Regions from separate parts of the Homo sapiens genome. Here regions 2 and 3 are each linked to region 1. Evidence: chromatin loops called from intact Hi-C (ENCODE). Cell type or tissue: endothelial cell of umbilical vein. All regions are shown on one strand.

What was found. A loop is a pair of places that touch in the nucleus more often than their neighbours do. Peaks named below come from ENCODE experiments on the same cell type or tissue, not always from the same donor. Only the 100,000 strongest peaks of a DNase experiment are listed, where the experiment ranks them.
Region 2: it touches region 1 in a loop (21-fold over the local background); 3 of 110 quality-filtered maps call a loop at or near these places.
Region 3: a loop joins it to region 1, with 4 times the contacts of the local background. A loop is called at or near these places in 8 of 110 quality-filtered maps.

Annotation. Positions count from the first base shown.
Region 1 is chr5:65,739,152-65,747,151 of GRCh38, forward strand. The region is part of intron 1 of NLN (neurolysin); the gene reads left to right. Among named protein-coding and RNA genes, the nearest start is that of NLN, 21 kb to the left of the region's middle. In endothelial cell of umbilical vein, a CTCF peak has its summit at 3,568 (motif pointing right); a DNase peak (open chromatin) is centred at 3,620; H3K27ac peaks cover 711 bases.
Region 2 is chr5:66,219,833-66,227,832 of GRCh38, forward strand. It overlaps LOC124901219 (U2 spliceosomal RNA), which reads right to left and starts at 6,092; the gene lies at 5,902-6,092. RefSeq lists enhancers at 2,811-3,312, 3,313-3,812. In endothelial cell of umbilical vein, a CTCF peak has its summit at 4,007 (motif pointing left); no DNase peak of the experiment used is centred here; H3K27me3 peaks cover 389 bases.
Region 3 is chr5:66,170,865-66,178,864 of GRCh38, forward strand. SREK1 (splicing regulatory glutamic acid and lysine rich protein 1) reads left to right here. Exons shown (of 12, transcript NM_001077199.3): 9 at 1-83; 10 at 4,082-4,177; 11 at 6,650-6,794; 12 at 7,855-8,000. Among named protein-coding and RNA genes, the nearest start is that of SREK1, 31 kb to the left of the region's middle. In endothelial cell of umbilical vein, a CTCF peak has its summit at 3,679; DNase peaks (open chromatin) are centred at 637 and 3,667.

The DNA.
Region 1 (8,000 bases):
CTATGCCTCCCAAAGTGCTGGGATTACAGACATGAGCCACCATGCCTGGCCAATTCTACTTTCTATAGTACTTCTATGAGATCAACTTTTTTACATTCCACATATGAGTGAGATCATGCAGTATGTGTCTTTCTGTTGCTGGCTTATTTCAGTTAACACTTTCCACCAGGTTCATCCATGTTGTCACAAATGACAGAATTTCCTTTTTTATGGCTGAATAATATTTCATTGTGTATGTATACCACATTTTCTATATCCATTTGTCAGCTGATGGACACAAGTTGATTCTATGTCTTGTCTATTGTGAATAATATATAGCAAACATGAGAGTGTGGATATCTCTTCCATATTGATTTCATTTTTTAAAGATATATTCCCAGTAGTGGGATTGTTGGATTGTATAGTAGTTCTATGTTTAATATTTTGAGAAACCTCCATACTGTTTTCCATAATGGCTGTATGAATTCATATTCCTACTAACAGTGTGTGCGGGTTCCCTTTTCTCCACCAAAGACTTGCTATCTTTGGTCTTTTCCATAATAGCTATTTTAACAGGTGTGAGATGATGTTTCATTGTGGTTTTAATTTGCATTTCCCTAATGTTGATGTTGAGCATTTTTTTCATATACCTGTTTGCCATTTATATGTTGCTTTTGAGAAATGTCTGTTTGAGTCCTTTGCCCATTTTTTATTGGGGTTGTTTTCTTGCTATTGAATTTATTGAGTTACTTGTATATTTTGGATATTAATCCCTTATGAGATGTATATTTTGCAAATATTTCCTCCCATTCTATAGGTTGTCTCTTCATTCTGTTTATTGTTTCCTTTGCTGTGCTTATTAGTTTGATGTAATCCCATTTGTCCACTTTTGCTTTTGTTGACTCTGCTTGTGGGGTCATATCCAAAAAATCATTGCCCACACTAGTGTTATGGAGCTTTTCCCATATATTTTCTGTCTTAGTTCATTTTCTGTTGCCATAATTGAATGCCTGAGGCTAGGTAATTTATAAAGAAAAGAAATTTATTATTTACGGTTCTGGAAGCTGGGAAGTGCAAGGTCGAGGGTCTTCTGCATCTGGTGAGGGCCTTCTCAGTGTGTCATAACATGGTGGAGGACATAACGCGGTGAGTGAGGCACACTGAGAACAAAACTGGCTCCTATGACAGATCTACTCTTCTGATAACTAACCCACTCCTGTTCTTCCCCATTAATTCACCCACTAATTCATGAATGGATTAATCCACTTATGAAGGCAAAGCCCTCATGACCCAATCATCTCTTAACAGCTTCACCTCTTAATACTGTTAAACTGAGGATTCAGTTTCAAAATGAGTTTCAAAGGGAACAAGCATTCAAACCATAACCATTTTCTGCTAGTAGTTTCACAGTTTAGGATCTTACATTTATGTCTTTAATCCATTTTCAGTTGATTTTTGTATATGGGATGAGATGAGGGTCTAATTTCATTCGACTGCATGTGAATCTCCAGTTTTCCCAACACCGTTCCCTGAAGAGACTGTCTTTTCGTGTGTTCCTGGCATCTTCGTCCAAAATCGGTTGGCCATAAATGTGTGGATTTATTTCTGGGCTTTCTAGGCTGTTCCATCAGCTATGTGTCTGTTTTATGCCAGTACCATGCTGTTTGGTTACTATAGCTTTGTTATATATATATATTTTATATATACGTATATTATATATATATAATATATACGTAATTCTTTTTTTTTTTTTTTTTTCTTGAGATGGAGTCTCGCTCTGTTGCCTAGGCTGGTGTGCAGTGGCGTGATCTTGGCTCACTGCAGCCTCTGCCTCCCTGGTTCAAGCGATTCTCCTGCTTCAGCCACCTGAGTAAGTAACTGGGATTACAGGTGTACACCAGCACACCCAGCTAATTTTGTATTTTTAGTACAGGGTTTCACCAGTTGGCCAGGTTGGTCTCAAACTCCTGACCTCAAGTGATCAGCCTGCCTTGGCCTTCCAAAGTGCTGGGATTACAGGTGTGAGCCACCATGCCTGGCCTTTGTAATAAGTTTTGAAGTGAGGTAGTATGATACCTCCAGCTTTATTCTTTTTACTCAAAATTGCTTTGGTTATTTGGAACCTTTTGTGGTTTCATACAAGTTTTGAGATTGTTTTTCTATTTCTGTGAAGAATGTCATTGGTATTTTGATAGGGATTGCATTCAATCTGTAGATCACTTTGTGAAATTTTTTTTTCAAAAACATAATCATAATACCATTGTCACACGTAAAAATAATTAACACTTATTTTTGACTGAACCAGTCTTAACAAGAAGCATACTAGCTATTAGCCAGGCCTCAGATGAGAGGATCTAGGCATCATCATTCACACAACAAAATATTTATGTGTAAATGACACACACTAACAAGCCTAAGTATTAAATAATGTACTGAAAGAGGAGAGTCTCTCTCCTGAGTAATTTACTAAGGACTTCAATTGTGAAAAGTATGCCCCAAACACCAATTAAGTGTGCCAAAAGCAATTTATTCATGTTTCTAGAGAAAAATAAAAGGGGAATATCTGAGTTGTGGTTTTCCATGTATGTGGATAGTCGCATTAGTAATGAATCAAGGAACACTTTATTTCATTTGTGAAGCAGCACTTGATTTTATATGCTCTGTGGTCTCAGTTGGCTTTACATAAGCCAGGGATAGGATTTAAGAAAAGAAATCTCTTCAAGTTCATGTATAATCAATTTATTTAGAACCTATAATCATTAAGTTAGCTGTGTCATATACAAAATTAGAAGAAAATTAACCAATTATCTTTTGTTACTTATTTTTTAGAACCTGAGATTTTTGTTCAACTTTGTAATGTGAACCTTTTCTGAAAGCTCTATTTGTCAGTGGCAGAAATATTACAAATATTTCTAGCATCATACAGTTTTTCATATGCCCTTAAGTAGTTTCTAACATTTTAACATTTTTATTCATATCTCTTAAAAAAGAAAATTTTGAAGAGTTCCTTTTCATTTATTTACAATGAAATTTGGAAACAAAAACTTATTACATTACAAAATCTAAAATAAAGTTACCTTTTTTAAAAAAATGGATCATAAACATTTTGTAAAAAGAGTTGAAAATAATCATTGTTCTTAAGTCTTACTGCTAGAGGAAGTTGTACACATTAAGGATGTATGTGGCACTGTTTCCAAAATAAATGTATATTTATGCTACATAAGACCAAGATTAGACCATTGAAGTTGTAATGATCATTCTAGTTCTCAAATTCAAATGCAATTTTTTTCAATACAAAAAAGAGACTGTACAATGAAGGAAAACTCATAATGCTTTTGACTTTACCAGATGCTAGAGGCTACTCAAAATAAAGGCCAGAATGTCTCCATATTTAGCGTAGTTCTTCTCTATACTCAACATACTTGTAGCTGAGTTCATGGTGTACATTTTTCGTGAATGGTTGTTTATAGGATGTTTATATATTATCTTGGCAAGATAACTTTGAAAGCCCACTGTTTTCCTAGCATTTTTCTATGGTTGCTAAACAATTTCTGCCCAATCTAAAAAATTACTTTCCTATACCAGCAGGTGGAGGCAAGAGCAGTCGAATTGTAGCACTTTGCTTTTCAAGTGTACTGGCATGTATTGTAGATTATCTATCCATGACTCAAAGTCTCTTTATGACGTGTCTCTCACATAATTACTTTTCTTCAACAACTCTGTTGTTGTTTTAGCATCTTCTTTTGATTGCTTTATTATTTGCTTTATTTACTTGGTGTCTGGGACTGAACTTAGTGGTCATTTTAGGACAGACTAATTTAGATTTTCATCACTTTCCTATACTCATTGATTGAACAGTTAAAACATATATGTTATATGCTGAACACATTCTTCCACATTTGCCAAGAAATACAAAAATGACTAAGACATGGACCACATTCCCAAAGAGCTTACATTCTAGTAGAATTACAAGGAAAAATGTCTTCAATTCCTCTCCTGACTTGGGGAAGCAGATCAGTCAGCCTTGCTGGTATAGCTATGGCTAGCATTGGGTAGTAATAAAGCTCAGTATTCACGTGGATTTTAATTCCATCAACAAATATTTACTAAGCACCAGGGACTACATTGGGGATTAATTTATAAACATAGGCTTTTTGTCTTACAGATAAAAAAGGCCAAAACAATCTTCAAAAGAAGTATCATTTATTTTTAAACTTCTTAATACAGATTATATAGAACAAATAGTTAACCGACATATAGATCCTGATGCATTGCATTTAAGGAACTTTCAGTTAGAAGTAACTGTGTGTAACATTTTCTAGAATATACTTAGAAAACTTTCCACAAATCCTGGTTGAAATAAAATAAAAGTATGTTACTCTACATCAATTCCATTAGCTGTTTATTTGTAGCCAATAATGATAAAAAATATATACAAACAGTATGAAAGAGGAGAACTGAGTTCTAAGGTTATGTCTGTATGTGCAGAATGAGAGATGGAGAAGAAACTCATAGTTATGGAAAACAGAAAAGAATGGCCCCAGAATTTCTTGCAAGACTTAGCAGCCACCAATATTCAGAACTGTCTTTAAGCCCCAACCTGTCCATCATCTTAATACATTGTGCATCAGAAATTTCCAACCCAATTAAACCATTTTTGTTTCCTTCATTGGTTTATTTATGAAAGTCACTAAAAAGACACAAATCTGGTCTAACCTATTTTAGCCTTACCTCTTATCCCTCCACATCCCATTAAACCCGTGTACCCACCTTACCTCATAGAGCTATCTTGAAAGACTCAGCCAGTTTAGAAGTTACATCCTCATTGAAGTCTTTCCTAGATTCCCCAAGGCAGAGTCACACACACTGTCCTCTTCATTCTCCATTGCCTTATTTATATAGAATTTGTTACCTGATATTCTGTTATTTCATTATTATTTTTAGAGACAGGGTCTTACTCTGTTACCCAGGCTGGAGTGCAGTGACACAATTGTGGCTCACTGTAGCCTGACCTCCTGGGATCAAGTGAGCGTCCCAAGTAGCTGGGACTATAGATGAGGTCTCACCACGTTGCCTAGGCTGGTCTTGAACTTCTGGGCTCAAGTGATCCTTTCTCTTTGGCTTCCCAAATTGCTGGGATTACAGGCGTGAGCCACCACACCCGGCCTGCTACCTGATACTCTAATGTCTCTTTCCGTATTTCTTCCTCACAAGTCTGTACTCTCCTGAAAGGTAATAACTTTGTCTTATTCATCTTTGTAACCTCAGTAAATATTTGCTGAAGGAATAACTGAATCAACTATTTCTTGAGAAGTCCTTTTATAATAAGCTTCTCTCTCCCCTTTTTTTTTTTTTTTTGCTGATGTCTGAATTATAGTCATAATTCCAGATGATAGATGATAGTAACAAGTCAATAAATCCTATCAATAGGGAATAAAGAACCAGCATTTATTGCATAGAGTGTTTTCTTAGGATACCTCAGCTGAGGCTGGGCACAGTGGCTCATGCCTGTAATCCCAGCACTTTGGGAGGCCGAGGCGGGTGGATCACCTGAGGTCAGGCGTTCAAGACCAGCCTGGCCAACATGGTGAAACCTTGTCTCGACTAAAAATACAAAAATTTGTATTCCAGCTACTCAAGGGGCCAAGGTGGGAGAATCACTTGAACCTGGGAGGTGGAGGTTACAGTGAGCCAAAATCATGCCATTGCACTCCAGTCTGGGTGAGAGAGCAAGACTTCGTTTCAAAAAAAAGAGAAAAGAAAAGAATGCCTCAGCTGAACCTTATCAATAAAAGATGTAGATTATTTGTTTGAGTACTTTAAGGAAGAATTTGCCATTTCCTGGGAGTACACTGTTTCCAAGTGATTTATTGATTACCTATGAACAGTTCATTAAAGGGCTCTGGAAAAAAATGAGACCTGGGTGCAGAGGGCAGCCATCCAGGTCTTCCATGTTTGAGTGGTTTTACTCTTTGAGAACAGGTGACTAAAAAGCTGCCCAAGTCTATGTGACCTGTTTTTCAGAGCTGGATGAAAGCTAAAGTGGGGCACTTCTCCACAGCCCCTGCAGCAATCTCTCAGGGAGTGGTATAGATAACAAGTCAGACATGTGATGTAAGCATGTATGCTTTAAGTCACCTTATTCTCTCCCCATTAAAAGCAAAGTACAAAATCAGAGAAGTGCAATTGGTGAGAAATTTGATGATTTCCTTTTCTGGGATGGGAGTTGCAGCATCAGTATAGGATAATAAAGAATAAGGGCCCTCAGATACTTTTCAGTTTATAAATAAAAATACAAAAGAATATGGGCTCTGGAGTCAGGCTTGGGTTTGAATCCCAGCTGCACAAATGCTATGTGACCTTGAGCAAGCTACTTCTCTGTAGCCAGTAAATTGGGTTGATAATATCTTCCTCTTGGCTTATTGGGAGGATTAAATAAGAACATGCATATAAACTCTTGGTGTAGTGTCTTGCAAAGGCCTGAGGAGAGCTTAACAGTTTGAGGGAGATGTGAAAGTAGTTCATTATGTCTGGAGCATAGATATGAGAGCAAAAGGATGGCACTGAGAAAGCCAGCATGGTAGTTAGGGCAGATTCAGAAGTAGTAGCTTGAACTTGATCCTGAAGTCACTGGGGAACCATGCCATTGAAAGGGAGTGTCATGATCAGATTTATGTTTTAGGATGATTACTCTGCAGGCAATCTGGAGAACAGATTAGAAAGCATCCAGAACCTCCCGGGTTTCTGATTTGGACAACTGAGTACATACTGGTGATCGTCCTTGAGATAAGAAATAAAGAAGGAGGACAGTTTTGGTTCTGGGGGCAAGGAAGATGAGCAATTTAATTTTAGACATACTGTATTAAGGTGACCATTGACATCCAAGTGGAGCTACCCAACAGGCAGTTGGTCATATGGGTCTAGAACTCAGGAGATTTGTGCTGGAGGTACAGATCTGGAAGTCTTTAGCTATAGGTGACATGTGTAGCCATACAAATGGAACAGGCATGGTGTGCAAGATGAAAAGAAAAGAGGCCATAGAACTGAATCCTGAAGAGCTCTAAGGAATCCTGAGAAGGGGCTAAAAACAAAAACAAAACCTAAAAAAAGACAACTGATGATAAAAATCATGAGGGAACAGCCAGAGACATCAAATGAAAAGAGGAATCATTATCACAAAAGCCCAAAGAGGGAAAAGTTCCCAAAAAAGAGGGAGTTAAAAACAGGAAAGAGTGGAAAACACTGTCATGTATCACAAAAAGTCAAGATGTAAATAGTGAAGAATGTCTGTTGCATTTAGTAGAAATCACTGGGGACCTTGGTGAGAGCAGTTTCCATTTTTTTATGAGACCAGGACCCAGATTGAAGTAGGGTGAAGAGTGTTTGGGACATAAGAACAAAAAGATAGTAGGGCTGGCTGGACCACTTTGAAAAGTCTTGAGGATGAAGGGAAAGGAAGAAATAGTGGTGTCTAGTGGGGGACCCAGGATCAAGGAAGTTTTTGTTTTTTTACTTAAGGTGGAGAAATGTAAATACTCCAGCACATGTGTGTATAAAGAGGCAGTACAAATGAGACATTTAACATTTTGCTGAGCCGGGCGCGGTGGCTCACGCCTGTAATCCCAGCACTTTGGGAGGCCGAGGCAGGCGGATCACAAGGTCAGGAGATCGAGACCATCCTGGCTAACACAGTGAAACCCCGTCTCTACTAAAAGTACAAAAAATTAGCCGGGCGTGGTGGTGGGCACCTGTAATCCCAGCTACTCGGGAGGCTGAGGCAGGAGAATGGCGTGAACCCAAGAGGCGGAGCTTGCAGTGAGCTGAGATCGTGCCACTGCACTCCAGCCTGGGTGACTGAGCGAGATTCTGTCTCAGAAAAAAAAAAAAAAAAAGATTTTGCTGAGAGAGATGATGTTTCATGGGTGATGTCTCTGGAAGAGATTGGATAGGACCCAAGCACAGAGCAAGAAATTGGCTTTAGGCAAGTCAGATTTGTCTTATACTAGTTAGGAGTAAAGAGA
Region 2 (8,000 bases), 480 kb after region 1:
CTTTTCAAAAAACCATCCCCTGGATTCATTGATTTTTTGAAGTGTTTTTCATGTCTGTGTCTCCTTCAGTTCTGCTCTGAGCTTAGTTATTTCTTGTCTTCTGCTAGCATTTGAATTTGTTTGCTCTTGCTTCTCTAGTTCTTTTAATTGTGATGTTAGGGTGTTGATTTTAGATCTTTCCCACTTTCTCCTGTGGTCATTTAGTGCTATAAGTTTCCCTCTAAACACTGCTTTAGTTGTGTACCAGAGATTCTGGTACATTGTGTCTTTGTTCTCATTGGTTTCAAATAACTTATTTATTTCTGCCTTCATTTCGTTATGTACCCAGTAGTCATTCAGGAGCAGTTTGTTCAATTTCCATGTAGTTGTGCGGTTTTGAGTGAGTTTCTTAATCCTGAGTTTTAATTTGATTGCACTGTGGTCTGAGAGACTGCTTGTTATGATTTCCATTCTTCTGCATTTGCTGAGGAGTGTTTTACTTCCAATTATGTGGTCAATTTTAGAATAAGTGCGATGTGGTGCTGAGAAGAATGTATATTCTGTTGATTTGGGGTGAAGAGTTCTATAGCTCTCTATTAGGTCCTCTTGTTCCAGAGCTGACTTCAAGTCCTGAATATCCTTGTTAATTTTCTCTCTCGTTGATCTGTCTAATATTGACAATGGGGTGTTAAAGTCTCCCACTATTATTGTGTGGGAGTCTAAGTCTCTTTGTAGGTCTCTAAGAACTTGCTTTATGAATCTGGGTGCTCCTGTATTGGGTGCATATATATTTAGGATAGTTAGCTCTTCTTGTTGCATTGATCCCTTTACCATTATGTGATGGTGTTCTTTGTCTCTTTTGATCTTTGTTGGTTTAAAGTCTGTTTTATCAGAGACAAGGATTGCAACCCCTGCTTTTTTTTGCTTTCCATTTTCTTGGTAAATATTCCTCCATCCCTTTATTTTGAGCCTATGTGTGTCTTTGCACTTGAGATGGGTCTCCTGAATACAGCACACTGATGGGTCTTGACTCTTTATCCAATTTGCCAGTCTGTGTCTTTTAATTGGGGCATTTAGCCTGTTTACATTTAAGGTTAATATTGTTATGTGTGAATTTGATCCTGTCATCATGATGCTAGTTGGTTATTTTGCCCGTTAGTTGATGCAGTTTCTTATAGTGTTGATGGTCTTTACAATTTGGTATGTTTTTGCAGTGGCTGGTACTGGTTTTTCTTTTCCATATTTAGTGCTTCCTTCAGGAACTCTTGTAAGACAGGCCTGGTGGTGACAAAATCTCTCAGCATTTGTTTGTCTGTAAATAATTTTATTTCTCCTTTGCTTATGAAGCTCAGTTTGGCTGGATATGAAATTCTGGGTTGAAAATTCTTTTCTTTAAAAATGTTCAGTATTGGCCTCCATGCTTTTCTGGCTTTTAGGGTTTCTGCTAAGAGATCTGCTCTTAGTCTGATGGGCTTCACTTTGTGGGTAACCCGACCTTTCTCTCTGGCTGCTCTTAACATTTTTTTCTTCATTTCAACCTTGGTGAATCTGATGATTATGTGTCTTGGTCTTCTTGAGGAGTGTCTTTGTGGTGTTCTCTGTATTTCCTGAATTTGAATGTTGGCTTGTCTTGCTAGATTGGGGAAGTTCTCCCCTGGACAATATCCTGAAGAGTATTTTCCAACTTGGTTCCATTCTCCCCATCATTTTCAGATACACCAATCAAATGTAGGTTTGGTCTTTTCACATAGTCCCATATTTCTTGGAGGTTTTGTTCTTTCCTTTTTATTATTGTTTCTCTAATCATGACTTCATGCATTATTTCATTAAGTTGATCTTCAATCTCTGATATCCTTTCTTCCATTTGATTGATTTGGCTATTGATACTTGTGCATGCTTCACGAAGTTCTCGTGCTGTGTTTTTCAGCTCCATCAGGTCATTTATGTTCTTCTCTAAACTAGTTATTCTAGTTAGCAATTCATCTCATCTTTTTTCAAGGTTCTTAGCTTCCTTGCATTGGGTTAGAACATGCTCCTTTAGCTCGGAGGAGTTTGTTATTATCCACCTTCTGAAGCCTACTTCTGTCAACTTGTCAAACTCATTCTCCGTCCAGTTTTGTTCCCTTGCTGGCGAGGACTTGTGGTCCTTTGGAGGGGAAGAGGCATACTGATTTTGGAATTTCCAGCCTTTTTGCACTGGTTTTTCTTCATCTTCGTGGATTTATTGACCTTTGGTCTGATGTTGGTGACCTTGGGATGGGGTTTTTGTGTGGACATCCTTTTGGTTAATGTTGATACTATTCCTTTTTGTTTGTTAGTTTTCCTTCTAACATTCAGGCCCCTTCAGGCCCCTCTGCTGTAGGTCTGCTCGAGTTTGCTGGAGGTCCACTCCAGACCCTGTTTGCCTGAGTATCACCAGCGGAGGCTGCAGAACAGAAAAGATTGCTGCCTTTTCTTTCTTCTGGAAGCTTCATCCCAGAGGGGCACTCACCAGATGCCAGCTGGAGCTCTCCTGTATGAGATGTCTGTCGATCTCTGCTGGGAGGTGTCTCCCCATGAGGAGGCACATGGGTCAGGTACCTACTTGAGGAGGCAGTCTGTCCCTTAGCATAGCTCGAATGCTGTACTGGGAGATCTGCTGCTGTCTTCAGAGCCAGCAGGCAGGAACGTTTAAGTCTGCTAAAGCTGCGCCCACAGTCCCTGACTGGGGCTGCTGTGTTTCTTTCAGAAATGCCCTGCCCAGAGAGGAAGAATCTAGAGATGCAGTCTGGCTACAGCAGCTTTGCCGAGCTGCAGTGGGCTCCGCCCAGTCTGAACTTCTCAGTGGCTTTGCTTACACTGTGAGGGGAAAACCGCCTACTGAAGCCTCAGTAATGCCCTTCCCCCCACCAAGCTCAAGTGTCCCAGGTTGACTTCAGACTGCTGTGCTGGCAGTGAGAATTTCAAGCCAGTAGATCATAGCTTGCTGGGCTGCATGGGGGTGGGATCCTCTGAGCAAGATCACTTGGCTCCCTGGCTTCAGCACCCCCTTTCCAGGGGAGAGAACGGCTCTGTCTCACTGGTGTTCCAGGTGCTACTGGGGTATGAAAAAAACTCTGGCAGCTAGCTGGGTGTCTGCCCAAATGGCCACCCAGTTTTGTGCTTGAAACCCAGGGCCCTGGTGGTATAGGCACCCAAGGGAATCTCCTGGTCAGTGGGTTGTGAAGACCATGGGAAAAGCATAGTATCTGGGCCAGAATGCACAGTCCAAGCATAGTATCTGGGCTGGAATGCACAGTCCCTCATGGCACAGTCCCTCAGGGCTTCCCTTGGCTAGGGGAGGGAGTTCCCTGACCCCTTGTGCTTCCTGGGTGAGGCGATGCCCCACCCTGCTTTGGCTCGCTGTCCGTGGGCTGCACCCACTGTCTAACCCGTCCCAATGAGATGAACTGGGTACCTCAATTGGAAATGCAGAAATCACCTCCCTGCTGCACTGATCTTGCTGGGAGCTGTGGACTGAAGCTATTCCTATTTGGCCATTTTGCCAGCCAACCCCCACAATCTAATTATTTATTTATTATAAATGTAAAGAATGAATTTACTGGATCAAAGATTATTAACTTTTTTCTTTTTGCAGACATATATATGTGTATATATATGTATATATAAATGTATGATTTTTTCCTCATTATTAAAGCAGTGCTTGTTCATTACAGAACATTTAGAAAATAAAGATACATATAAAGGAGAAGAATATCCCCCTGTGGCAGAGAAGGCTCACTTTACTGTTCACCAAACGTCTTGTTCTTTTTTCCATAATTAGTCTGGGGATAGATTTTGCAGTCCCTACCTCTCACCCACTGCATCTACATGTGACCAATGATGTGTAAACAGGTCACTTTCAAGCCAAGACTTTGAAGTTACTAGTGTACTTTCCTCAAGATGTTTTTCTGTCTGCTGGAAGGAAGCAGTTGATAATTAGGCTCTAGGGGATGTGAGGAACCAGGAGATGGAAGGAGTCTGGATCCCTTAATCACTGCATGGACGAGTGCCCCCTGCTGACTAGGACCGCTGGGTTTCACTGTCACATAAAACTGTTGGGTTGTCACTGGTATCTGGTGATTAATCTTTTAGAAAGAATCATTGTTAACATTTTGGCGTATTTTTTCTCAGTTTTTTCCTGTGCACTTTTTTCTCTTTAGATCGTGGAATAAAATTCTTTAAGGCTATTAATGTGTATTACCAAAATGCTTTTCAAAAATGCTGCTTTAATTTATACTCAAGCAATACTATATGCGAGAATGGCTTGGTCAGCATTGCTTGTTTATAGTTGCTGCATTCTTACAAATATTCTTATAACAGCCTACTTACAAAACCCCTCTAAAATATGTGACAATCTTCTAGATACCTTATTTCTCTTATCAAACTGTAAAGTTTTTGAGATTCGATGTTTGAATGTCCTTCACTATCATAATAGCTTAATCCATATTTGTTAAATGACTTTTAAGCCCAATGTTCAGAATGTTTACCGAAATCTATCTGAACATTGACATAATATAGTCCAGCAAACATTGTGGGCTAATTAGTGTATTTTCAGAACCAATATTTTTTTTTGTCATCCTTTCGAGTTGACATTTAAAGGCTTGCCATGGGTTACATCATTTTAGAGTCAGAGCATTACGCAGTGCTCTGAGCTCATCTGGCTTCCCAGCCTCCAGGGTCACCTCTGCTCTATCCTGTTCCCATTCATTGTTCACTTAATTATTCAACAAATATTTTTTCAGCACCTGATATGTGTCATCACCTAGGTTATGGCTGTGAACAAAACAAAGATTCCTTTCTCCATGGAGCTTACATTTTAGAGGGGGAGATGGATATTAAATAATAAACACAATAAGCAAATTTAGATATTGTATTAGTCTGTTCTTGCTATAAAAGAATACCTAAGTTTGGGATAATTTATAAAAAACAGTGGTTTATTTTGGCTTACGGTTCTGCAGGCTCTACCGAAAGCATGGTGCTGGCATCTGCTCTTGATGAGGGCCTCAGGAAGCTTCCAATCATGGTGGAAGGTGAAGGGGAAGCAGGCACCACATGGCGAGAGTGGGAGCAAGAGTTGGGGGAGGTGTCACACTCTTTTAAACAACCAGATGTTGCATGAACTCAGAGGGAGAACTCAGCACCAAGCCATTCATGAAGGATCCGTCCCCATGACCCAAACCCCTCCCACCAAGCCGCACTCCAACACTGGCGATTACTTTTCAGCTTGAGATTTGGAGGGGACAAACACCCAAACTATATCAGACATGTTAGAAGATATGGAAGAAAAGAGGAAAAGCAGGGTAAGAGGGAGGTTGCAGTTTAAAATACAATTGTGTTAGGGTAAACCTCATCAAGACAGTGACATTTAGGCAAAGACTTGAAGGAGGTAAGGGATATCAAAGAGACAAATCATTCCAAACAAAGCAAACGGTGTGTGAAAAGCCTGAGGCAGGACTGGGTTGGTGTGTTCAGGGAGTGGCAGAGAGGAGGCACTGTGTCTGCCTCAGGGTGAGGGAGGGAGGTCAGGCCCAGGGTGTGAGGCAGTGGAGCACGGGAAGGGGCATTCTAGGGCTTTGGCTCTTGCTCTGAGTGAAATGGGAAGGAGAGGAGTGACATGACCTGATTTAAGTGACATGCTGAGTGCTGTGTTGAGATTAGGCTACAGACAGGCAAGAAGAAAAGCAGAGGCCCAAATGGAAGCCTATTTCAAAATCCAGAAGAGACAACCATGGCTTGGATCAGAATGGTAACAGTGTCTACAGGGAAAGAAGCAGGAGTTTGGATGTATTTGGAATATAGAGTCCATAGGATTTCCCAATAGACTAGATATGGGGGTGGGGGTGGTAAAGGTCTCTACAGTATGGGTAGAGAGACCTTTCTGAAATGTAAGTCTAAATTGTAAATGGCTGAATACCTTGCAATAGCTCCCTTTCATTCACCATGAATAAATGTCAAACAAAACAAATAATTGACAATGTATAATGTAGCCCCATAATGTAGCCCACGACTGGTCTTCTCTCTCACTTTCTTGCATTTTAAACTGATAGGAACATATACTACACTTGGTCTTAGCTAAAAGGCTGAGAAGTGGTGCCTTCTTGCATTTTCTACACCAGCCACAACCAACCACTGACTTCTCACTTTCCATCTCCACACCTTCTACAACGCAGCTCAGGCATTTTTGTTTCCCCCCTGGAAAGTCTTTCCCAACTTTTGGTGTATTAGTTTCCTGTGGCCACTATTACAAATGACCACAAACTTGATGGCTTAAAACACAGGAATGAATTTGGTCACAGGACTGAAGGCCAGAGTCCAAAGTCAGAATGTAGTTCAGGCTGCACACCCTCAGAAGGTTCTGGAGGAGAATCCCTTTCTTGACTGTTTCAGCTTCTGGTGGCTGCCGGCATTCCTTGGTTTGTGGCTGCATCACTCTGATCTCTGCCTCTGTCTTCTCATGGCCGTTTCTACTGTGTGTCTGTATCAAATCTCCCTCTTTCTCTCTCATATAAGGACACTTATGATTGGATTTAGGGCCCATCAGGATAATCTCCTCATGCCAATATCCTTAGCTTAATCACATCTGCAAAGACCCCTTTTCCTTATAAGGTAACATTTACAGGTTCCAGGGATTAGGACCTGATCTGTGGGTGGCCTGAGTCAGCTTGCTATACTTGTTAGAGGCCTTATATCCCCAGCCATAGCACTTGCACACTCAGTTGTAATGACCTATTTCTGAGCATGTGTACACACACAGATATTCCTACTTCTCAAGGTTTCTTAAGGCCAAGGATTACATCTTATGAATAATCACTGCTTTCCCCACCCCAGCAGTTTCTAGGTCACAGCTGATGGTCAGGACACATTGATTGGGTGAATGAATGAAGATTCATGAAGCAGAGTTTGTAACTGCTATGTACTGTTGGGACTTCATAATTTTATGAAAATGAGATCAGGATTGGATTCCTCAGATATCTGCACAGTGGCTTTTCTTTGTTTCTTTCCTTTTCTTTTCATGTCCAGCTGTTGCATTAGAACACCCTTATTAAATGAACCTGTTCCATCTAGGTTTTGGGCCCAGTTATAGTCCTTGATAAACATAGCAATAGTTGGATAAAAGAAGAATACATATTTTCCTTTCACTGGTATATAAAACCTAGAATGCAGAACATTTGTGTTGGCTCTGGGTGCTAAGAAAGTTGATCATGCTGCCTATTGGAAACATAAGATCTCTAAGGGTTATAGGTGGGGAGCAGGGTATCCTGATAATAGTCCTTCCTTTGTTACATGGGTGGTCATGATACTGTGTCAGGAGGTGGGTGGGACTGCCAGGGAGGTACTTGGGAAGTGACTATGACTTTGGCTTATTTGTATACTCTGCCTATTTGGGTTAGGATTTAGCTGGGGCACTGTTTGGCTTAACATGGTGGGACACCATGAGGGACACATAGGTCAATATAATCTCCCAAGATTCTACTTACCAAATGGTTTCTGATTTTATTGCCATTGCCCTAGGGCTTAGTCATACGTGGCTACAAGAAGAGTAGGTCTGGTGGCTGAAAAGCAAATCAGTGTTGTGCTTTTGCAGTGGATTCTGTCTGTCCAGAAAAGGCACACTATTTAATTTCTCATCTTGGAAATTTTCTTCCTATGTTCCCATCATTTTCTTCCTATGTTCCTTTGATTATTGTGAGCCATGTTTGCAGATAGCAGTGACCTACTTTGCTACATTTTTGTAAATCACATTTATTATCAACCTTGATAGGGGGCCAGACGTACTCAAACATTACACTGGTTAAAATCACATGTGCTTTCAGACGCCTATGGGGCAAACTGTGGCACATTTAAAAATTCTTCAGCAAAGTCTGGATAAATGAAATGATAAATCCCCCCTGCTGTTATAGAAATGCAATGATTTATATTAATAGTCTGCCTTAATGCAGAGTCCTCTTGAATGAGTTCTATCTTTTTATTTATATCCTCCTTCCTTGTACTCTAGCAGC
Region 3 (8,000 bases), 430 kb after region 1:
GATGAAAAAAGAAAGAAGGATAAAAAATCCAGAACACCACCCAGGAGTTACAATGCATCGCGAAGATCTCGTAGTTCCAGCAGGTTTGATAATGCTTAAAATTTTTACAAAGGGATTTGCTGATGACAATTGGAAACAAAATTTTTTACGGAGGGAGAAAAGGTTACTGTACGCAAGTGGAACCTGTAAAGTAATATAAGAACATTTTCTCCTAATTTCAGAGTAAACATTTCTCTAGCAGAGTGGGGAAAGAGATGATACTGGGCAACATTATTTGAAGAGTTTTAGCTATTCTTTGTAACCACTATTTTAATAGAATAATAATAATTGTTATTTTCTTAGAGGGTGGGATGGCAGGGAAAGGTACTTTTTTTAAAAAGCACATTAAGAATTTGCGTCTTAGGCTTTTTCCTGAACTTTTTTTGAATGGTGTGATTAATTTTAATATGTAAAATGATTGCTGAAGTTGCAGTGTTAGCCCTCTTTGTCACCTAAGTTAATTTTTATCCTTATTTTGTTAAGTGCATAACATTTAAATTTTGGTCGTGTTTTATTTTGTCAGTTTTAAGGGTTAGAGTTTTTCCTTAGGACCGTGATTTCAGTTTATTAATAGCTTTACTACCACCAGGTGGCAGCAAGTTGCCATAGTAACAGCTGTACAATGAGAACAACTTTTGAGATTTAAGATTATCTAAACCCACATCCTTTACTTCAGATGATACCATGACTGTAAATGGAAGTTCCTAACTTATACTACACTATCTTAAAAATACTAAATATATATATTAGCAAATTTTTGAAGATTTTTAAAGATGGTTTTTTAATAGAAAATAATTTGAGATAAAGGAATATATGTTTCCCATTTTTAAAACTTGTGCTTTAGTAGTTTATTTTTAATACCAGCCTTTGACTAGATAATAAAAGATAATCGTAGACATTTATTGTGCACTTTACTGTATGCCAGACATGATGTCAGTAGACTTTTTCATGTCTCACCTTATTTAATCCTCACAACAGGCCTGGGAGAAGATTATTATCATCACTGTTTTAAAACATGAGGAAGCTGACGCTCTGTATGAGAAGTATAGTAGCCCTTTTCCTTTATTTTAGAGATTAAGTTTGAGAATTCTCTAGTACTTGTACTTACTTTTAAAAACTACCTCAGAAGCATAAAGTTGAAAGCAGTAGTATATGTTAAAACAAGGCTCAAAATAAACAGATCACTGCTGGATTTCAGCACATTGAACCACAGATTGAAGAATTAATGTAACCTCCTTTGCTGTGGGTACTGGTTTGAGCCTTGTAACCACACCTTTACTGCAAAGTGATTTTATTGATTCTGTGTCACACATGCCTTTGTGTTTCTGTGATTGTTTAGACATTACCTTTCACAGCACCAAATACTATTTTCATTCCTTTTTAATAACGAATTTACTTTTTTTGATGACATGGGAATGTTTAACTTTTTCTCGGGCCATTTTAAGTTGTTTGGTGTAGAGGAAAGTTCAAGTGTTCACATTCATTCCTAAATATATATGTATATATTTTTTGAAACAGAGTCTTGCTCATCGCCCAGGCTGGAGTGCAGTGTCATGATCTTGACCCACTGCAACCTCCCCCTCCTCGGTTCACGTGATTCTTGTACCTCAGCCTCCCGAGTAGCTGGGATTACAGGTGTGCACCACCATGCCTGGCTAATTTTTGTATTTTTAGTAGAGATGGAGTTTCACCATATTGGCCAGGTTGATCTTGAACTCCTGGCCTCAAGTGATCTGCCCTCCTTGGCCTCCCAAAGTGCTGGGATTACAGGCATCAGTCACTGCACCTGGCTCAAATACATTCTTCAGTAACAACTGGGGCCTTGAGAATAAAAGATGACTGACATTAGTTTATAAAGGCAGCAGTTTGGAATGTTTCATGCTTTCAGAAGAGCTTGGTAAAGAGTTACAATTTCTTTGAATTTTTTTTTTTTTTTTTTTTTTTTTAGACAGAGTGTCACTTTGTCACCCAGGCTAGAATGCAGTGGCACAATATCTGCTCACTGCAACCTCTGCCTCCTGGGTTCAGCGATTCTCCTGCCTTAGCTTCCTGAGTAGCTGGAATTACAGGCGTGTGCCACCACACTCAACTGATTTTTGTATTTTATTTAATAGAGATGGGGTTTCACCATGTTGGCCAGGCTGGTCTCAAACTCCTGACCTCAGGTGATCCACCCGCCTCAGCCTCCCAAAGTGCTGGAATTACAGACGTGAGCCGCCACCGCCCCCAGCCAAGAGTTACAATTTCTTGTCTTTTAGCATTTTTCTGCTTTTCAAATGTTCTGATTTGTTTACTAAATGGAGAATATTTTAACTGTTCAAAAAATAGTTAATATTTTTATTTCTAACATTGTCTCCTAATTTATACTTTTAAAGAAAATGATATTAAATAATTTTTTAATGCTTAAATTTACTGTCATTAAAGGTGATACCAAGAAAGGGAAGGAAAAAACAATATTTATTGAGCACCTACTCTGTGTCACACTCTATGCTTTGCACATTACAGATTTTATCCTAAATCCTCAACAACCTAATAAAACTTGAATTATTAATTGTCTTTATTTTTCAGTTGAAAAACAGATTAGGTTAAGTAATATGATCCTGGTTGTATAGCTGGGTAAGGTGTATAACTCAAATTTAAGTCTAAATCTCACCAACTTTAGTTGTTAATACAATTTCTTTCTCAAGTAATTGTCTAGATTGCTGTCTATGGAGACTTTCCTCTCATTATCGTCAGCTAGTAGGTATTAGACATCCACTTGTACATAGTGCTTTCTGAACAAATAAGTAAAAGAATTACACTGATAAAGGCAGAGCGATTTTGTGTAATCTTAAAGTCTGGAATACGCTGACATTCACATGCTTTGAAAAAAGTATTTTTGGTTCTTAGGCTGAGCTGTTAAGAGAATGTCATTGATGTAATCAAATAATGTATCTAATTTCCACATTAGAAGTGTAATTGTGGAGTGTCTTGGGAATAAAAGTGGGTAATGGAGGAGAGAGTCTTAGGTAGAGGTAGAATTGAGTTGTGTTCTCAGAGTTCTTGAGCTTTGTATTTTAATACATATTATATATACCGTGTGAGCATTTTTTATTTTAGAAATGAAAAACTTAAATTATTTTATTAGTCTCTTAGAATCAGTTTCCTGAAATGGTAAGGATAACATGAATTCCAGAGGATTTGGTTTTTTAGCTATGTGGTCACTGATTATCAGAACTTGTGAGATAGATCATTGGGTATGTCCTCGTACCATATCCCTTAAATTATAGACCTAGTGAAGTTCATTGTTTCTGAGTTGAAGTAGTTTAGAATATGTATCATTTGCTAATCTGATAAGCAAAATGGTTTTTAATAATAATAACGTAATCTATTTTATAATTATTCCTGTCATATTTACTTTTCAGATTGTAACTGTTTTGCTTACATCTAAGCAACTTGTACACTAAATTTTAAATTAATAGAACAACAGTAATGAAATGATAGGAGGTTGGAGGGAAAAGCAATTTCTCTCTAAAATGATAGTAATGTAAATGCTTTTTAAGTAGACATTGTTGATAATTGGGTATAGAAAGTTCACATTTTACAAGCCAGTTTATGTTTCAGTTTTTGAAAAGGGCCTGTTACTTTGTTATAATCCACAGTGGGGCAGCAAGGAGCTAGATACATGACAAAGGATTTGATAAGCAAAACTTGTTTTAGCTGCTGAGAAAATACACTTGAGAGAAGCAGAAACGCCACGCCATTAATATTTTTTCTACTGAAGAAATTGTTCAAATAAACGAGGTGAAAAGGAGGAGGTCTTCTACTCTTCCTAATATGAAGTCTTAGATGATGTTTTCATCAGTCTGTAAAATTTATGGTTCATAATTTGACCCACTCTAAAGTTAGGTAATTGAACATGCTCATAAAGGACATAAGTTTAAACTGGCCTCTAAAGAATACTGTTCATATGAGAATATCAAGGACCCTTTTGCTTTTGTATATTTGAATTGCCGTTTATTTCAATTGCTGTTTTTAAAAATGATGTGTTTTTGATTTTCAGGGAAAGGCGTAGGAGGAGGAGCAGGAGTTCTTCCAGATCGCCAAGAACATCAAAAACCATAAAAAGGAAATCTTCTAGATCTCCGTCCCCCAGGAGGTAGGTTGGGAGCTTGTGCTAAAACTAAACAGGAGAAAGCAATAAATATTTTTTGAAATTTTAAATTTCTCTCTTTATTTTTTAAACTTTATATTTTGAATGAATAATACATATGCATTATTCAGAAATTAAAGATAAAAGTTATGTATCAGGAAGTCTTAATTTCCACTCTTGCCCATCTACACTGTTCCCAGAAGTAATGACTTCGTGAGGTTTTTTTGTATATGCTTCCAGTTTCATATACAGATAACAAGATGAGAATGTATCATTTTTTTCTAATACAAGAAGCAACACAGAATACACACTGTTGTGCCCTTGGTTTTGTCATTTAACTACCAGGAAGTCTTTTTGTCACTTAACTTACCAGGTCAGAGAGAGCTTCTTCAATTCCTTTTTATAATTGCGTAGGCTTCCGTTGTATGGCCATACCTTAGTTTTTTAACTAGGCTACAGTAGAAGGGGTTTTTTGAATTTTTTTTACCATAAATTATGTAATGCTGTAATGAATAGCTTTGGACTTAAGTTGTTTTTAGTGTGCATGTGTGTAGGAAAAATCTCAAGAAATGGCATTGTTAAGTTAGATAATAAGCATGTTTGTAATTTTTGAGAGATATTTCCTAATTATCCTCTATAAGAGTTGGCAGCAGTTTGCACTCTTAATTATGAGAGAAGTGACCACTTCATAGATTTGAAAGCCATTTGTATTTCTTTTTCTGCGAATTGTCTGTATACTCTGCCCATTTTCCTGTTGGCCTTTTTGTTTCCTTTTCTATTTCCAAGAACTCTTTTATATTAGGGAGCTTATTGTTTAGTGATGTGATTATAAATAACATTCTCAGTTTGCTGTTTCTTTTAAAAAATTGTTTGTGAGACTTGATTTTACAAAGGTTTTTCATTTTTAAAATAACTTTCTCTTTTTCTTTTATGACTTCTTATGTGAGTCAAAAACTGATAAAAGGCTTTTCCTATTCCAAGATTATGATAGAACTTTCCCATTGTTCCTTCTTGTACTTTTATGGTTTTATATTTTGCAGTTAAATCTCTGGTTAGAGTCTTATTCTTGTGTACAATATGGCAAATGGGTTCAGTTTTATTTTACAAATGCTTCCGTGTTGTTGCAGTACCATTTGTTAAAAACTCAATTTTTCTAACATTAGTTTGATATGTTGCCTTTGTCATGTGCTGTGTTTTTCTGTGTGTTTGGGTCTATTTCTGGGTCTTCTGTGCCCTTGGATTGGTTTGACTGGCCGTTCATGTGCCAGTGTCCCACCCTTTTAATTATTGAGATTATACCGTATTTTTAAGTATTTGGCAAGGCCTGTTCTCTATACCCCTCATTGCTTTTTTGAGTATAGTTAGCTTTCCTTTCAGTGGTTATTTTTCTGCTTGAACATGAGTCAGTTGTCTGCATTCCAGAAATAAAACCTATTGATGATTTGTGTTACAGTTGCATTCGATTTATAAATTAACTTAGGGAAAATTGATAAACAGGTTTATTAATAAAGATTCATGATGACAAGTCGTCTGTCCAGGAATATGGTGTATCTGATGAGATCGGGCATGCTCAGGGTGATATGGCTGTAGACAAGGAATGTGGTATATCTTATTAGGCCATCATTAGTGTTTTCAGAAATATTTCATCGTTTGTTTCATACAGGCTTTATGCATTTCTTAATTCCTAGAAATTTTTGTTGTTGTTGCTGTTGGAAATGAGGTATTTTCTTTCATTATGTTTAATTGGAGGTTAGGTTTGTACATAGGAAAGTTATTGATTTCTGTATATTTATTTTTTTAATCCCACTGCCTTACTAATTGGTTATGGTTTTTTAGGTGATTTTCTGTGATTTTCCAGCAGAGGGGTCTTTTGTTTATTTGCTTATAGGTTTTTGGCTTTTGTGAGAATAACGGAAGGCTTAGGATACTATAGATGCAGGCCATGTTTGTATTTTTGAAACAAATACTTTACCCAGGAAAGTCAAAACTTTTCTCTTATGAACTGAAATTAGACAAAAAGATACATTCAGAAAATGTCACTCCTGTCTCCATTCCATCTGCCTTGTTCCCATTCACCCTGTGTAATTGACCAATCATTTGATTGTCTTTCCTTTGTTTCTCTTTGCGAAATGAGGCGGATACATATTCATTTGGTTTTATTTTCTCCTTATTGCAGTACATAAACAAATATTGAATATTCGAAAACTATTAAATAGGCTATGCCAAATAGTGTTTTATGAGAACATATGGTGGCCTCTGCCAAAATGACTTGTGTATCCTTAAGAAACTAACTGGGGTAAGGGTGGGGTAGGTCAGGTTGTAGGGCTCATTTATGTTACTTTGCAAACCAGCTTACTGTTGATGCTTATTAACAATGCATTATTTTAGATATCCAGTGTTAGAAAAGGATATTTTGTCAAGAATATAATAGATCTTACAATTTCTTAGAATTTAACTGACATATCAATATTCTTATAGCAGAAATAAGAAGGATAAAAAGAGAGAAAAAGAAAGGGACCACATCAGTGAAAGAAGAGAGAGAGAACGTTCAACGTCTATGAGAAAGAGTTCTAATGATAGAGATGGGAAGGAGAAGTTGGAGAAGAACAGTACTTCACTTAAAGTAAGCAGCAGTCATTCGGTGTCTGGCACTTGAAATGGTTCTTTATTGCATACAAATGGTTTTAGACTGAAAGCTCTTTGGGGAACAGTGTCTTGTACATTGTTGGCATTTTATGGCATTTTAAAATATTTAAAATATTTAATTGGTAATTTAAAAAAACTAAATGTTGAAGAGATAAGAGCCAATTAAAACTAAAAAAACTAAGTTAAATCCTAACATGGCATGCAATAAGAAAAATTTAAGAAATCAACAGTAACAAATGTATTTGATTTTATGTAGATAGGATTTCTGCCTGATGCCATTTTCCTCAATTTATGTTTCAGCAAGTTTGAAAAGACTTTGTGTAGTTAACATTAGGTTTGTTGGGTTAGAATACCTAATGGAAAACCACATTCCACCAAGTGAGCTTTTTTGTCACTTGGATAAATACTTCAAGTAGTTGTGAATTAAGTTACTTACACTGGTAAAGTATATTTGTATTTGGAAATTATGAATTTTGGAACATCTATCTTATAGTTTTATGTACTGTAATACTGATAGACGATTATCATCATCATCAATAACATTGATAACATTTATTAAGCATTTACGATGTGCCGGGCACTGTTTGTTCTCATTTAACTCTTTTAAATTGAGGGTAGAAATTGGAGTGCTCTTGAACAGCCTTTTCCAGGAGGCATAGTGACTTCCTTTTCCACATTTCCTTATTTTTGCTGCATTGGTTTGCAGATTAAAAATCTATCCTGGCATCCTTGGAAATTATTTCACTCTTTCAATAGATCTGTCTCCGTTTTTCAAGTCTGTCAGCAACATTTATTGAGCACTTGCTTAAAATTTCTGTTCACCAATTCTAATTTAATTTCCATGGATTGTCCATCTTTTATGAGAACACAAAGGGGAAATTGATAGTGTTTGCATATTCATTTTGTGTGAAAACGTAATGAGAGAAAATCATACCCAGTTTTTTAAATTTGCAAAAGATAAAGTTTCACATTTTTGTCGTCATAGCAGGCAGTTCTTGAGGAAAATATTAAATGCATACCTTAATTACTCATTGTAGGAGAAAGAGCACAATAAAGAACCAGATTCAAGTGTGAGCAAAGAAGTAGATGACAAGGATGCACCAAGGACTGAGGAAAACAAAATACAGCACAATGGGAATTGTCAGCTGAATGAAGAAAACCTCTCTACCAAAACAGAAGCAGT